Regions from separate parts of the Homo sapiens genome. Here all the other regions are linked to region 4. A link is a contact called in ENCODE Hi-C or POLR2A ChIA-PET data. All regions are on one chromosome and are shown on one strand. The core of a region is the stretch at or near the end of the contact, and the rest is flanking DNA. Distances in the headings are between cores, read along the strand shown. Region 1 has its middle 7.0 kb from the start of MIR6088. Region 2 holds the start of TRAPPC6A (trafficking protein particle complex subunit 6A). Region 3 holds the start of FOSB (FosB proto-oncogene, AP-1 transcription factor subunit). Region 4 holds the start of DBP (D-box binding PAR bZIP transcription factor). Region 5 holds the start of POLR1G (RNA polymerase I subunit G).

Region 1 (2,709 bases), core at 3-2,502, 3.2 Mb before region 4:
AGACCCTGTCTCAAAAAAAAAAAAAAGAAAAAGAAAAAAAGTTTTGGTAACTACAAAAGGGTATACCTTGGAAAAGTAAATTTCCCTCCCACTCTGATCCCCACTTCTCAATATTAACTATTTTTTATGTATCTTGGCCAGTAGGATTCACTGAGCTCTCACGATGTCCCTGGCCTATGCAAAGCCCATCACAGAAATGAAGTGGCTGGAATCATTCAGCACTCAGTGAGTAGGCCAGACCCCATTGCTATGCCCATTTTAGAGATGGGAAAACTGAGGCTTGGAGAGGTGCAAGGATGTGTCCTTTTGAGGGCCCGGTTCTGAAGGCTTTTCAAAGTTGAGGCAAGGAAGTGGATGAGATCAAAGAGGCAAGGTTCAGGCCAGGATACAAATCCCAGGGAGGGTGACAGGGGTGGGGAGTCAAGGAAGGCTGCCTGGAAGAAGACTAAGGGTAGCCAGGAAGGCATCTTCCAGAACCTTCTGATGGAGGGCTTGGATGGAAGTAGATAACTCTGTTTGGCAGGCTGAGGAACCACCAGCAGCAGGGCGTGGCCCCTCCTCAGACCCACAGCACCCCAGAGGTATGTATAGAAGAAGCAGGCTGCTTAATGACATCTCAGGGACACATCTCGGTGATAGCACAGCCGGCTTAGTTATGACGTCTGAGTGATTTGCCAACTGCCTTAAGACCAGCATCCCTAGTCATGCCCCGCGGGGGGGATGAAGATAAGAGGAAGTGACAGGCCATCGGGGGAGGAAGGGGAGATGCAGTCACACACAGACCAGGGACTCAGGAGCTGAGGGATGTGTGGTGCCCTCTGCACTAGGGAGGGGTCTCCCAGCTGCCTGGATGTGAGGGTCCATCTTATTGATTTGTCTAGTGAAGGAGGCCAGGCTCCAAGGAGGTATGGCTGTAGTCAGTCACACTCAGTTTGGGATGGGGTCCGCCCAGGGGCTGCAAGGATCAGTCACTGCTGTGTCCCCATCACCTAAGGCAGTAACTGGGACACAGCCGGCGCTCCATACATCTTACTGAATGAATGAATCGAATGAAAAGGGTCAGCACCGTCTGGGACTCAGTTTACCCTCGCGGTCATTGGGCTGCTTCAACCAAGGGGATCGCTAAGAACACCCCTCCCCACCTTGGGTCCCAGATCCCAGATCGCCAGTGAGTAAGAAAACGGGTTCGCGCCGTTGGTGGACTCCGCCCACTTGTGACGTCACGAGCCGCTCCCCCAGGATCCCGACCCAGGCGTCTCCCTTGGGATGGGGGCGGAGAGGAACCCGGGAGTCCAGACTCAGGCCCCGCCCCCGGGAGCAGGCGGGCCGGGCAGGGTTACACAACCCGTCGTCGCGTCCCGAGGGAAGTCGCCGGATGTCCTGGCCGGGCCGGGGACAATGGGCAAGGAGGGCCCCTCCCGCAGGAACCTGGAAGTGGCAGGGGCTCCCCCTCTTCTGATTCACCCTTGTTTCCGGCCCGGTTTAGCCTCCTTCTCCCTGGGGATCCTATCTCCTCCCAACTCTACCCTCCTGTGGCCCTGCAGTTCGGTTCTTTCTCCGAACCGGCAAACCTCTCTCCTCTACACCCCGTACCCCGTCCTTTCACACCTTCCCAACGCCCCCCGAAACTCTCTGCCCTCACACTCATCGCTTGTAATTCCCGAATCCCCTAAACTTCCAGTGTCCCCGGTCCTTCCTTCACTCATCCATACCGGGCCCCTCTTCCCACCCCCTCAACTACCCCCACTATCCTGCCCAGGCCCTCCCAATCCCCTCCCCGGGCTCCCCCAAGCTTTCCTCAATATCTCCCAGCCCTCCCTAGCCCCCGACTCACCCGCTTCCCTCCAACTGACCCCAATACACTCTCTTGTCCTCCTAATCCCAGCCTCCCGCAGTTCCCTCCTGTCTCCTCGAACTGCCCCATGTCCCTACCTCATCTCCCCAAATCCTGTTCCCCATTTCCCCCCCTCCCCCAGCCAGCCGCTTCGCCCCCCACCCCGGAGCCCCTCCCCGCCCCTAGGCCCAAGGCCGGCCCGCGCCCCTCCCGGGCGCGCTCCCACGCCCGGCGCGGGTTCCCAGGCCGCCCCCCCGCGGTGGCCCAGAGACCCAGTTTGCTGCGGCAAAACACTGGTCTCCAGGCAACAGGCCCCGCCCCGCCCCAGGGCCGCCAGATGAGGCTGGGCGGTCAGGAGGCCACCGGGCCGGGACGGAGCACCCAGGCCTGCGCGCCAAACCCTCGGCCTTGGCCCCCAGAGGCCTCAGGGCGCAGAAACCCGGAGACTGAGGCGCAGCAAAGAGGAGATACAGAGATCAGGGCCCCGGAGCAAGAAATTCGGAGACATGCGTGGAGGCCGAAGCAACAGGGAACTGTCGGGGCGCAGAGATATAAGGAAAGACCACGCGACAGATCGAACAAGGACGGGGCCCAGAAATAAGCACAGAAATAATGCAGTTACACACGGGCAACACCGAGGCCGGCAGGGACGCCCCTGATGGCAGAATAATCCATCTTTAGTCCTCAGGACCTTTGCACTCAGTTCGAGGGACTTCCCCTCTCTGACTCTGTTTCTGTATTTGTAAAATGGGGACATTAATACGCAGCGCTTAGCAAATCAGGCTGTTCTGACGATTCAGTGAATTCGCAGACCCAGAGCTTGTAGCACAATTCCTGGCATGTACACTCATCATTCATTCATTCAACCGATTTTT
Region 2 (2,855 bases), core at 143-2,642, 3.5 Mb before region 4:
AAAATGGTGAAACCCCGTATCTACTAAAAAAAAAAAAAAATTGGCCGGGTGCAGTGGCTCACGCCTGTAATCCTAGCACTTTGGGAGGCCAAGATGGGCAGATCACGAGGTCAGAAGATGGAGACCATCCTGGCTAACAGTGAAAACCCGTCTCTACTAAAAAAAATAATAATAATACAAAAAATTAGCCAGGTGTGGTGGCGCCAGCAGCGCTTGTGGTCCCAGCTACTTGGGAGGCTGAGAAGTGGGATGATCGCTTGAGCCCAGGAGGTCGAGGCAGCAGTGAGCCATGACTGCATCACTGCACTCCAGCCAGCCTGGGCGACCGAGCAGGATGCGCGTGCGCGCACACACACACACACACACACACACACAGTCCCGGGCCAGTCACGGTAGTTCACGCCTGTAATCCTAGCACTTTGGGAGGCCCAGGCGGGAGAATCACTTGAGCCTAGGGGTTCAAGACCAGCCTAGGCAACATGGCAAAACCCCATTATCTCTTTTTTTTTTTTCCTGAGACAAGTCTCGCTCTGTCGCCTAGGCTGGAGTGCAATGGCACAATCTTGGCTCACTGCAACCTCCGCCTCCCAGGTTCAAGCCATTCTCCTGTCTCAGCCTCCCGAGTAGCTGGGATTACAGGTACCCGCCATCATGCTCGGCTAATTTTTGTAGACACGGGGTTTCACCATGGCCAGGCTGGTCTTGAACTCCTGACCTCAGGTGATCCGACGGCCTCGGCCTCCCAAAGTGCTGGGAGCTACAGCGCCCAGCCGGCATATTTCATTTTATTATTTGACTCCCCTAGTGAAATGTAAGCTTCACAAGGAAGGGATTCTGTCTTAGAACGGTGCCTGGAATACAACAGACGCTCAATAAGTGGGTGTCGAATAAATAAATGTCCCACGCTGAGGCTTAGGTACGTTATGATACTCATTTTACAAAAGAGAAAACTAGGACACACAAAGATTAAGTCATTGGGTCGCACACCTAGTAAGTGGGGGAGGCGAGTCCTCAGCACACGCCCAATAACAGCATTATTATGATTACTAGCCGCTTACTCAGGCCTTGAGCTAAGTGCTTTACCCTGAATCATCGCGCTCAATTTAGCAATAACCCCGAGCCGGCACCGTCGCGAACGCCACTTTCCAAAGGAGGAAGCCAGGGCCAGACGTTGCCCTGCAAGGCCGGGGCTGGGCCGGGTTCGAACCCGGACGCCTGACGCGCCCTCCGCTCTCCCAGAGGCGTTACCTTGGTGGCCCCCGCTTCCTCCCCACGGAGCCCGGCGCTCACCCCCGGGCCGGGGTCGGGGTCGTGAGCCCACAGCTCAGCCACCATCTCCGTGTGAAGAAACTCAAACAACACAGTATCCGCCATGCCCCCTCCTCGCACGCCTAAAGATGCGCCCAGCGCTTCCAGCTCTCATTGGCCAGGCTTGGTAAGCCACGCCTCTTGCGTCATGGCGCGAGCCCTCCTACTCCGGCTTCCATTGGTGTTTTAGACTAGCCCCGCCTCCCCGCCCCGGACTCAGGTGGTGTGCGCGTGAGCCTGGGACACTAGGGGGCGGGCCTACGCCTTCTCTGGCCACATGTGGCAACATCTTCTGCTCTTACTGCCGTCCCTTCCCTATTTCCGGGTTCTCGAGCATTCCTATTGGCCAAATTACTGGTTACACGTGACATACTCGGCTTTTAAAATCCCTATTGGTCCACTCCAGACTTTCCTCGTCGCACAACCTGGAAGAGCCGGCCCAGCTGTTTCTCTATTGGCGGTTCCTCCATTCATGTGACTCTTCTGCACGCTCACTCAAAGCTGATGCTGAGAACTTGCTTCCTGATTGGTAGCCGGGCGAATCCACGTGACTTGGCCGCTAATGCCCGCCCAACCCGCTCCCCTATTGGTTGAAATCACAGCCCTTCAGCTGCCACGGTGAGAACGCAGCACTCGGGTTAGGAAGCGGATCTCGCAAGCTCCGAGCGTCAGCTGCCGGGTACGGTCTTTGGCGTTAGCGCTTCTCCCATCCCATGAGTGCCCCCAGCAGAGTCCAGTCGGACTGTCATCCTTTCTGCGACTCTGGCGCTGGTCCCGAGCAGCTCACGGGCCCGTGTGCTTCCGGGTCTGAGATTGGCATGGTGGACCAGGTGGAGGGTGTGGCCTCTACTAGGAGGCAAATTCGTAAAGACCTCGGCTTGGGACTCCGGGAACTCGGGCCCCAGATCCTTGTTCGAGCTGGTCTTCAGTTTCCCCATCTGTACGCTGAAGAGCCTGGGGTCCAGTAACCCCCATCATCACCCAGTTTACAGAAGAGGAAACTGAGGCCCAGACGGGGAGCAGCTGACACCAAGTCGTTAAGAGAATCAGCGAAGGGGCTGGGAATCCAGGACCTGCGCCTTTTACCCACCGCGGCGCCGGTCTCACGTGCAGTCCCTTCGCTCTTCTCCCCTAGTTCGGTGCCATGGCGTCCCAGGGTCGTCGGCGGAGGCCCCTGCGGAGGCCGGAGACGGTGGTGCCGGGGGAGGCGACCGAGACGGATTCCGAGCGCTCTGCGTCCTCGTCGGAGGAGGAGGAGCTGTACCTGGGTCCTTCGGGCCCGACGCGCGGCCGCCCCACGGGGCTGCGGGTGGCTGGGGAAGCCGCGGAGACCGACTCGGAGCCGGAGCCGGAGCCGGAACCGACGGCCGCGCCGAGGGACCTGCCTCCACTCGTGGTGCAGCGGGAATCGGCGGAGGAGGCCTGGGGCACGGAGGAGGCCCCGGCGCCCGCCCCCGCGCGCTCGCTCCTGCAACTTCGGCTGGCGGAGAGCCAGGCGCGGCTGGACCACGACGTGGCGGCCGCCGTGAGCGGTGTCTACCGCCGTG
Region 3 (2,786 bases), core at 225-2,724, 3.2 Mb before region 4:
TGAAACCCCGTCTGTACTAAACATATAAAAATTAGCTTGACGTGGTGGCCCGCGCCTGTAGTCCAGCAACTCGAGAGGCTAAGGTGAGGCGGAGGTTGCAGTGAGCCGAGATCGCCACTGCACTCCAGCCTGGCGGCAGAGCAAGACTCCGTCTCAAAAAAAAAAAAAAAAAAAAAAAAAAAAAGACCTGACAAGTGAAAGCTACTAATATTGCCATTATCATTTAAAAAAACCCCAGACACAGGTTTTTCAGGGAGTTTCATCCAACCAGGCAGGTCTCAGAAATCAGAAAAGAAATGGAAAGGGTAGGAAATCTGGAGTTTGACAATTCTGAGTTTGAATTTCTTGTGATGGGATCTTGGGCAAGTCATTTAACCTCCCTGAGTATCATTTTTTTCTTTTATAAAATGAAGATTTTTCTCTCTTAACCTTCCAGAGCTGTTTTAAGGATTACAAATCTTCTACTGAAAGGCGTAGCACAGGAGCTGTGCTTGGCAAGTGCCAAATACAAGGCATTAATTATTATTATTAGAATTAATAATAATATCCCCTCCCTCTTACACATTCTTTGTCTCCGGGTGGATTAAAAGGTGGAAGGAGAGGCTACCAACACCATCAGAAGAGAGGCTTCTCTCTAAGTTTCATTTCCCATCTCCTCCAAATCCGCATCCCTCCCAAACGCCGGACCTGTAAGGCCAGCAGGGTCCAAGACACACATCCTTTGCCCAGCGGGGAAGATTAAAGCTAAAGCTCAGAGAGGGAAAACATTTCCTAAGCTCGCACAGCGAATCAGGACAGAAACCAGGACGAGCCTCGGAATCCCTCCATTACCTCCACTTTCACCTGAGCATCACAGCCCGCTCGGGACTCAGTTTCCCCACCTACGTGACCACACCACACTAATCAGGGTCTCCTTTTGGAGATCTGCTCTTCTTCTCGAATGGGGGCGCTGCACCATCGGTAGAACAGGGTAGGTGGGGGCGCCAGAGGTGAAGGGGACCTGCAGGCTGGGGTCTTCCCCGCCCGGGTCAGCGGGGTCCCTGCGGGGCTAGTCTAAGCGCCTATTATTACCAGCCCCCGGGGCGGCGTTGCACTGCGCAGGCGCGGGCGGGGCGCGGGCGCGCGCGCGAGCGAGCGAGGGATTCCCTCTGACGTCATTGCTAGGATACCAAACAAACACTCCGCCGCGCCGGCCGAGCTCCTTATATGGCTAATTGCGTCACAGGAACTCCGGGAAGGCGGGGCCGGGATCCCCTCCCGCCGAGTGGCCCGGAACGCAACCCCCGAGACCCCCAGGGCCCCGAGGGTCATGCAAGTGACCAGATCGAGTCTAGAACAGACCTCTTGCTGGACAGTGCGGGACTCGATTTGGCGGGGCCGGAGATTTGGGGAAGTTTGTCCAGCAAGGGGCGGGTGACGTAAGCAGGGGGGCGGGTCCCGGGCATATAAATACAGGCTGGCGGGTCTGTGCTTCATTCATAAGACTCAGAGCTACGGCCACGGCAGGGACACGCGGAACCAAGACTTGGAAACTTGATTGTTGTGGTTCTTCTTGGGGGTTATGAAATTTCATTAATCTTTTTTTTTCCGGGGAGAAAGTTTTTGGAAAGATTCTTCCAGATATTTCTTCATTTTCTTTTGGAGGACCGACTTACTTTTTTTGGTCTTCTTTATTACTCCCCTCCCCCCGTGGGACCCGCCGGACGCGTGGAGGAGACCGTAGCTGAAGCTGATTCTGTACAGCGGGACAGCGCTTTCTGCCCCTGGGGGAGCAACCCCTCCCTCGCCCCTGGGTCCTACGGAGCCTGCACTTTCAAGAGGTACAGCGGCATCCTGTGGGGGCCTGGGCACCGCAGGAAGACTGCACAGAAACTTTGCCATTGTTGGAACGGGACGTTGCTCCTTCCCCGAGCTTCCCCGGACAGCGTACTTTGAGGACTCGCTCAGCTCACCGGGGACTCCCACGGCTCACCCCGGACTTGCACCTTACTTCCCCAACCCGGCCATAGCCTTGGCTTCCCGGCGACCTCAGCGTGGTCACAGGGGCCCCCCTGTGCCCAGGGAAATGTTTCAGGCTTTCCCCGGAGACTACGACTCCGGCTCCCGGTGCAGCTCCTCACCCTCTGCCGAGTCTCAATATCTGTCTTCGGTGGACTCCTTCGGCAGTCCACCCACCGCCGCCGCCTCCCAGGTAAGTTTTTGATAGTAGGGGTGCTGCTTTGTAGGTTTTATTTTTTAAGTCAAGGGTGAAAAGAATAAACCCCAACCCCCACAAAAAGGCGCATCAGAACCCTAGATCTGAGATGGAAAAGGCTCACAGCGCACTTTGCAAACTGCAAAGAGTCGGGAGATGTTTGCAATTGGTTGCGTGCGTGGAGCGCAAGGAGGGAACGCGGCAGGGAGGGTAGGCTTTGGGGCGAGGTGGGGGTGGGGTGGGTAATGCGCTGCTCAATGCAACGTGTATGCGGTAGCGGGGCTGAGAACTTTGAGCCGGCCCCGGGACTGCCCCCTGCTCGGGTCCCAGACCTGAAGCTAGCGCAGTTAGGCAGGTGGGGGAAATCCCGGGGAAGCTTCCAGCAGTCTCTTTTCCTTTCCTCCTCCTTCGGAGCGCCCACTTCGGTGCCGGGTCGCCCTCCACCCATCGGGAAGAGGGGCCTCGAACCCTCAGCCGCGCTGCCTCCGCCTCCTGCGCGGAGACGTAACGGGGGACCCGTGCGTAACGGCTGACGCGCTGGAATCCTCCGTCTGACGCGGGGCACGCACGGCGCGCGGCGCCCCCTTCGTCC
Region 4 (2,904 bases), core at 11-2,510:
AGACGGGAGAAAAAGGGACGGAGACGCAGAGTGGGAGAGAGACCCAGAAAGAATGGAGACGGGGGTGGCAGAGACAGGTGGACAGATTCACAGAGATGGGGACAGAATGCCGGGAAGGAATAGACACACAGAAAGACAGCGAACCAGAGAAAGAGAGACGGAAGTTCAGGAATAGGGGGGCAGGGACAGGGTAGGTGGAGGGTTGGGCAGGTGAGAGAAAAAATGACAGCTCTGTAATTTCACTGTAATTACCCAACCCCCATCCCCTGCGCGCTGTACCCCCTTCCCCTCCCCCACCATCTGTAAGGGGCAGGAAGGGGCTCTATTCCTGGGGCACATCCCTCATCCCTAGACTCCATGTGACCCCATGACGCCCCGCCCAAGCCCGTGTCACCACCGTGTGAGCACCCGACACACCCCCTCCCTGGGACCCCAGGGGTCCAGACTCCCGGACCAAAAGGAAGAGGAGGCTGGGGCCTACACTCTTGTGAACTAAGCGGGGAGGACGTTGGGGACGTTGGTGCCTGGGTCCTTAGGGTGGACGGGCTTCAGAGCCGGCGCTTTTGGGTCCTGGGCGCTAAGGGATCTAGGGGCCTAAACACCTGAGTAATTGAGTAGATTAAGGTTGGGAAGATGGACTCCCCGCACGCAGGTTTCTATGGGACCCCACCCCACGGCACCTGAGTCCCTAAGGGGGTAGGGTGTCCGAAGTGGGTGAGATGGGGGTTAGAACTCACAGCTGGCCGGCTCTTTGGGCTTGCTGGTCCCCTGCAGAAGGCTCCGCAACCCAAGCAGCGCTCCCCCGCCAGGGGGTGTCCCGGCCGGGCCGCCCAGCAGCAGAGGGGCCGGGGTCCTGTCGCTCACAGGCCGCGCCATCGCCTGGCACCTGCCCCCAGGCTCACGGGTTCATGGAGAGGCGAAGGGCTGGCCTGCCAGTCACCAGCACACTCCAGTGGTTTGGACGAGTGTCTGCCCAGGGGCGGGCGAGTGTAGCCTGCAACCCTCCAGTATCCAGAACGCTGCAAATCCTAGGAGCGACGGGGATTTGAGGTCCTCGGTGCAGAAACGTGCAACTCAAGAGGGTCCCGGGAGATCATGCAATCTGGGCGAGGGGGTGTCCAGATCAAGCGGTCGGCTCTTTGCAACCGAGGGTGAGAGGGGACTCAAGGCGCTCCTTCTACAAGGTGGGCGAGCCTGGCTCTTGCAAAATCTGCAGCTCTCGCAACGGAAGGCGCTTTGCAATCTGCACCGAGAGGTGTGCGCGGAGGGGCGGAGGAGGGGGCAGGAGGAGGCGGCCGCCTTGAGGCGTGGCCAAAGCAAACTTCTTTCGCGGAAAAAAAAATCCAAACCAAAACACCCGACGCCACAGCGCGCGCCCCTCCTCCGGGTCCCCGCCCGGCGCGTCCAGCCCCGCCAGCCTCTATGGGCATGCAACCCAGCCGCGTGCCTCCCTCCGGCTGCAAACACGGACCAATCGTCTCCGACACCTTGAGACGCACAGCCAATGGGGCCTCTGGGTCCGCCAGGGCCCAGGAGGGCGCGTGAGGGGCTCAGCGCGTGAAGTTGCCTTGCCTTTCGGTGGGAGGCGGGACACTGACCTACATTTGCCCAATGGGAGGCGGTACTGGGGGGCGGGACCGTGACCCAGTTTGGGCCAATGAGGCAGGCGGGAGGGGGAAGCACATGGCTCTGCTCGTGCTGCCTGATGGCGAGGGGGGTGATGGGGGGAAAAGGGGCGCCGCTTAAAGGGGCCGCGGTCCTAAAGATGGTTTTGAGAAGCAGGAAGCCAAAATACCGAGAGCGGAGGTTTAGAAAGAGGAAGATTGGTTTCCGGAAGAAGTCTGTTCTTTAATACCCAAATGTTTCCCCACCGCGCCTAGAATCAGACCACTGAGAAAACAGGAAGTATTCTGTCCCTTTAATAGCTTTGTTTTAGGGGTAACTCCCCTCGCCTTGTGGGGAGGCTTAGGACGGGCGGGTGCAATCCTCGAAGGGGAGTCTCAGCGACCATGGGGGACACCATCCACTGTAAGACAGAGAACAACGGCAGGGGGCGTCAGTATAGGATGGAAGGGGCGGGGGGTGTGCAGGGGGCGTGGGCTGCGCCGCGCTGGGCCCTACCGTCGGAAGTCTGCGAGCGGGGAACCAGAATGTACTAGGTCGAGAAGCACTGGGCTGAACCACAAGAAGCCAATAGGAGGGGGGAATCGGGACGTCCAGATTCAGCAGTAGGCTGAACTACTTGAAGGTCTTCATGGGGGGGGGGGGGTGTGGACTGTACCATGTTGCGAAGCCGGGGGTGTGTGAGATTCCTGGGCTAAACCACAGGGAGGCAGAGGTGGAGGGAAGGGGTTGTACCTTGTAGATTCTCAGTAAGGGGGAAGGGAGCATCAGATTGTGGAACAGCGTAAGGTAGTACGACTTGGAAAGGGAGAGAGGATCCAAATTGTACCATTTTGGAAATTCACAGTAATAGGAAGCACAGAACAGTAGGTAATTGGACCATAGGAAGGCAGGGGTCAAGGGTTATAGACCAAGTTACAAAGCAGTGAAGAGGAAAGACAAATCGTGGGCTAGCAATGGCCTAGGGCTGGCAGGTGGACTGTACCACATAGACATGTAGGGAAAGAGAGAAAAAGAGACAGCTCACGAGGCTAGACCATATAGACGCAGGAAGGAGGATGGGACTGAATCACACTGAGACACCAAGGGGAGACACATATAAGAGGGTTAGCCCAAGACTTAGAGGGGGTGCAGACTGGACCATACCATGCAGGCGGTAGTTGGGGCCTCGGCAGCGCCTCTCGGGGTGCCGGGGGTCCCTGTTGCCCCTCAGTGCCCTGTGGGCCAAGGGCTGCAGGGGCCGGCTGTTACCGCTGAGGCTCTGGAAGATCTGAGATGGAG
Region 5 (2,700 bases), core at 150-2,649, 3.2 Mb before region 4:
CAGGAAGGGCGAGGCCCAGAAGCCGAGAGCGACCAGGCCAGGGAGATACAGAAGAGCCGAGACGCCTGCCTCGCTGTGGCTGGAGACTGACTCCTGAGCCCTTGCCCCACCCCTTCAGGCGCACTATCCCCTTTCCTGATCAGTATCCCCCAGGGTCTCTGAGCCCGAATCTCCCCGTCGATAAAAAGCGCGGGTTGGATCTTCAAAGGATGTCCCAGCAAGAGTTCAAAATCTTAGTTTGGACTACAACCCCCAGCAGCCTCCGCGACCGCCCTCGGGCGACTCTTTGCCTCGGGTCCTGTGGGAATTGTAGTCCTGGAGCCCGCAGGGGCTGCACCCCGGTGTCTCTCTCGCCCACGCGAAGGAAACCGTCTGGAGATCCTGGATAGGGGAAACATTTCCCCTTCCCCTTGACCCTCCCTCCGCTCTGGAAAGCCTCTCCCACCTGGGGAGAAGGGGTGCCCCAATTCTGGAGTAGGATCCTAAATCTTGGCAGAGGGGGCGGGAAGTGGCGCTGACACACTGGCCAGGAATGCAGTCGGGTCACCCTGTCTAGCCACCGTCTCGCGGCTCCAACCGCCGCCCAACGCGGGGCGGCCCCAGTGGGAAGGGAAGTGGGTGCGTCCCCCAAATCTGTGTCCACGTGCCGCTGTTTACACGCTCCCTGGGGCAGGGAGGAGTCGCCGATCAGGTCCCTTCCTGAAAGTCATCGAGGTTTCCCACGCATGAGACTAAACCCCCGAGGGCATCTACAAGTCCCATTTGATCCACAAACGCTACACCGTGCCCAGCACCACTCCACGCGTGTGGGGCTCCTGGGTCCGAGGCTCCGCCCTCGAGAACCACAAGCTCCTCCCCCTATGTTTCCCGCTCCCCCGGAGTCCAGAAGCCCCGCCCCTGGCTGGAACTTCACGCCCTCCGGACGGATTGCCCCTATTTCTCCATTTTCCCGCTTCTCCCAGTCAAGTTCTGAACTTGTGAGGCATCTGGGCCTCCCCAGAAGACATTTAACACAGAAAGCACAGCCCTACTAACTAGTATTCTTACCTGTCTCTTCAAGAATTTCAGACCAATCGACCGTCCTGTCTCTTTAAGGCTTAGGAAGAGCAGTGTGGCTGCCCCTTTAAGGAGGCGTTGCAACAAACCATATTGGACAGACGATGGGGGCGACCCATCGGGACCCGACGGGCCTCTGACTCCAGCAATACAGCGAATCAGCGGCTTTCGGGAATACATTTTTCGGAAAAAGACTTCTTCCTCGGTTTTCTGCTCTGCACACGTTGAAATTTTCCCCAGTTTTTCCTGCAGATCGGGAGTCGAGCAATGCCTACCCCCGCGCTCCCGCACCAGTTGGGCGCTCCCGGATGATGCCCTACCCCTTTGGATCCACGTGGTCTGCAACCTGGTGCGAGCAGCCCGGGCTACAGGGTTGCCTGAGGTGTGGGTCCCAGGATGGAGGAGCCCCAGGCCGGCGGTGAGGGTGCGGGTTGACGGGGTGCGGAGGGTGCGTTGGTGGAAGGAGAAAGGGGCGTCCGAGAGGGTTCGGGCGGAAAAGGAGGCGTACCTGCAAGCAGGACTTGCGAAGAGCGTGCATTCCCAGTGGGCGAACGGGAATTCGAACGGAGAGAGGGTTATCTTGTGGGGGGCTACCCGTGGAGAGCAAGGCGCCCCCAGGGGTTGGATCGGTGAAATTGAGGTCGCCCCTGGGGAACAGGTGGGCAGAAAGGAGAAACCAGGTTGAGGGGACTGGAGTGCTCACGAGGTTAAGACCAATGGACCGATAGGCGCGCCCTGCAAGATTGGACCGGCAAGGAGGTGTCAGTCGACCCCATTTCCCCTTCTGCTGCAGATGCTGCTCGGTTCTCTTGTCCCCCCAACTTTACCGCGAAGCCCCCAGCCTCAGAGTCCCCTCGTTTCTCCTTGGAGGCGCTGACGGGTCCAGATACGGAGCTGTGGCTTATTCAGGCCCCTGCAGACTTTGCCCCAGAATGGTGAGTGGTCTTGTTGACGGAAAAGAGGGTCCCGGTCCAGACCCCAAGAGCGGGTTCTTGAATTTGTCACAGGAAAGAATTAGAGGTGAGTCACAGAGCACAGTGAAAGAAACAAGTTTATTGGAAACTACTCCTTTACAGAGTAGAGTGTCCTCAGAAAGCAGGGGGAGAAACCCACAGCCCTTTGTTAGTATTTCTACTTATAAGAAACTATAAGGAACTATAGTTAAACTTGGAGTGTGCAGATAAGCTCACTAAAGGTAGGGGCTATTGGTGTTATCCACGACCATTAATCCTGCAACCTAAGCTTGCTCATTTATGTTATATTTAAGTAATGGGGGCTGCATTCTTAGGACATTTGGACATTCTGCAGGCTTGGTGGAACATGTTCTGTATGGCCATAAATATTCTGTAATTATAATTGGTGGTCAGCCTGGGATGTGGTTATTTTCAGGCCATAAGCATGAACCTTGTAAGTGCCTAGCTACTCACTTTAAGATGGAGTCACTCTAGTCATGTTTTATTAAAAACCAGAGGCCAGCCAGGCGCAGTGGCTGGTGCCTGTAATCCCATCCTTTGGGAGGCCGAGGCGAGCAGATCACTTGAGGTCAGGAGTTCAAGACCAGCCTGGCCAACATAGTGAAATTGTCTCTACTAAAAATACAAAAATTGGCTGGGCGTGGTGGCAGGTGCCTGTAATCCCAGCTAC

The links. Hi-C counts contacts between places; a loop is a spot of excess contacts on that map. ChIA-PET counts read pairs that join two places held with the same protein, here RNA polymerase II (POLR2A). Pooled maps may share reads with other maps.
Region 1: a pooled map shows a loop between it and region 4 (3-fold over the local background). The contact joins the enhancer-like site here to the promoter of DBP in region 4. A Hi-C loop is called at or near these places in 1 of 50 pooled maps. POLR2A ChIA-PET finds 5 or more read pairs at or near these places in 2 of 52 experiments (WTC11 and activated B cell).
Region 2: a map of naive thymus-derived CD4-positive, alpha-beta T cell shows a loop between it and region 4 (20-fold over the local background). The contact joins the promoter of TRAPPC6A here to the promoter of DBP in region 4. A Hi-C loop is called at or near these places in 2 of 168 maps with a recorded cell type or tissue (CD4-positive, alpha-beta memory T cell and naive thymus-derived CD4-positive, alpha-beta T cell) and 7 of 50 pooled maps.
Region 3: a loop to region 4 is called in a map of naive thymus-derived CD4-positive, alpha-beta T cell, with 19 times the contacts of the local background. The contact joins the promoter of FOSB here to the promoter of DBP in region 4. A Hi-C loop is called at or near these places in 1 of 168 maps with a recorded cell type or tissue (naive thymus-derived CD4-positive, alpha-beta T cell), 1 of 37 single-sample maps with no recorded cell type and 6 of 50 pooled maps. POLR2A ChIA-PET finds 5 or more read pairs at or near these places in 1 of 52 experiments (activated B cell).
Region 5: a map of naive thymus-derived CD4-positive, alpha-beta T cell shows a loop between it and region 4 (15-fold over the local background). The contact joins the promoter of POLR1G here to the promoter of DBP in region 4. A Hi-C loop is called at or near these places in 2 of 168 maps with a recorded cell type or tissue (lower leg skin and naive thymus-derived CD4-positive, alpha-beta T cell), 1 of 37 single-sample maps with no recorded cell type and 8 of 50 pooled maps.

Annotation. Positions count from the first base shown.
Region 1 is chr19:45,442,304-45,445,012 of GRCh38, forward strand. It overlaps a transcript of ERCC1 not described here. Among named protein-coding and RNA genes, the nearest start is that of MIR6088, 7.0 kb to the left of the region's middle. RefSeq lists a silencer at 1,967-2,166. Within about 2 kb of position 1,253, at least 36 of the 41 ENCODE cell types and tissues checked have a DNase peak (open chromatin) inside an H3K27ac peak, as active enhancers do.
Region 2 is chr19:45,176,845-45,179,699 of GRCh38, forward strand. It overlaps TRAPPC6A (trafficking protein particle complex subunit 6A), which reads right to left and starts at 1,393. Exons shown (of 6, transcript NM_001270891.2): 1 at 1,291-1,393. The coding sequence starts at 1,374. It overlaps BLOC1S3 (biogenesis of lysosomal organelles complex 1 subunit 3), which reads left to right and starts at 1,940. Exons shown (of 2, transcript NM_212550.5): 1 at 1,940-1,987; 2 at 2,444-2,855. The coding sequence starts at 2,453. RefSeq lists enhancers at 771-1,714, 1,727-1,796, 1,867-2,186, 2,727-2,855 and silencers at 1,147-1,366, 2,537-2,846.
Region 3 is chr19:45,466,522-45,469,307 of GRCh38, forward strand. It overlaps FOSB (FosB proto-oncogene, AP-1 transcription factor subunit), which reads left to right and starts at 1,475. Exons shown (of 4, transcript NM_006732.3): 1 at 1,475-2,191. The coding sequence starts at 2,066. RefSeq lists a silencer at 1,112-1,391 and an enhancer at 1,576-2,477.
Region 4 is chr19:48,636,119-48,639,022 of GRCh38, forward strand. It overlaps DBP (D-box binding PAR bZIP transcription factor), which reads right to left and starts at 1,261. Exons shown (of 4, transcript NM_001352.5): 1 at 738-1,261. The coding sequence starts at 876. It overlaps CA11 (carbonic anhydrase 11), which reads right to left. Exons shown (of 9, transcript NM_001217.5): 8 at 2,770-2,904; 9 at 1,828-2,026. The coding sequence ends at 2,001. It also overlaps the pseudogene SEC1P. RefSeq lists silencers at 849-968, 1,199-1,308, 1,479-1,698 and an enhancer at 2,309-2,478.
Region 5 is chr19:45,405,245-45,407,944 of GRCh38, forward strand. It overlaps POLR1G (RNA polymerase I subunit G), which reads left to right and starts at 1,400. Exons shown (of 3, transcript NM_012099.3): 1 at 1,400-1,474; 2 at 1,850-1,991. The coding sequence starts at 1,453. ERCC1 (ERCC excision repair 1, endonuclease non-catalytic subunit) reads right to left here. Exons shown (of 10, transcript NM_001983.4): 10 at 2,090-2,700. It also overlaps a transcript of PPP1R13L not described here. RefSeq lists enhancers at 1-506, 477-676.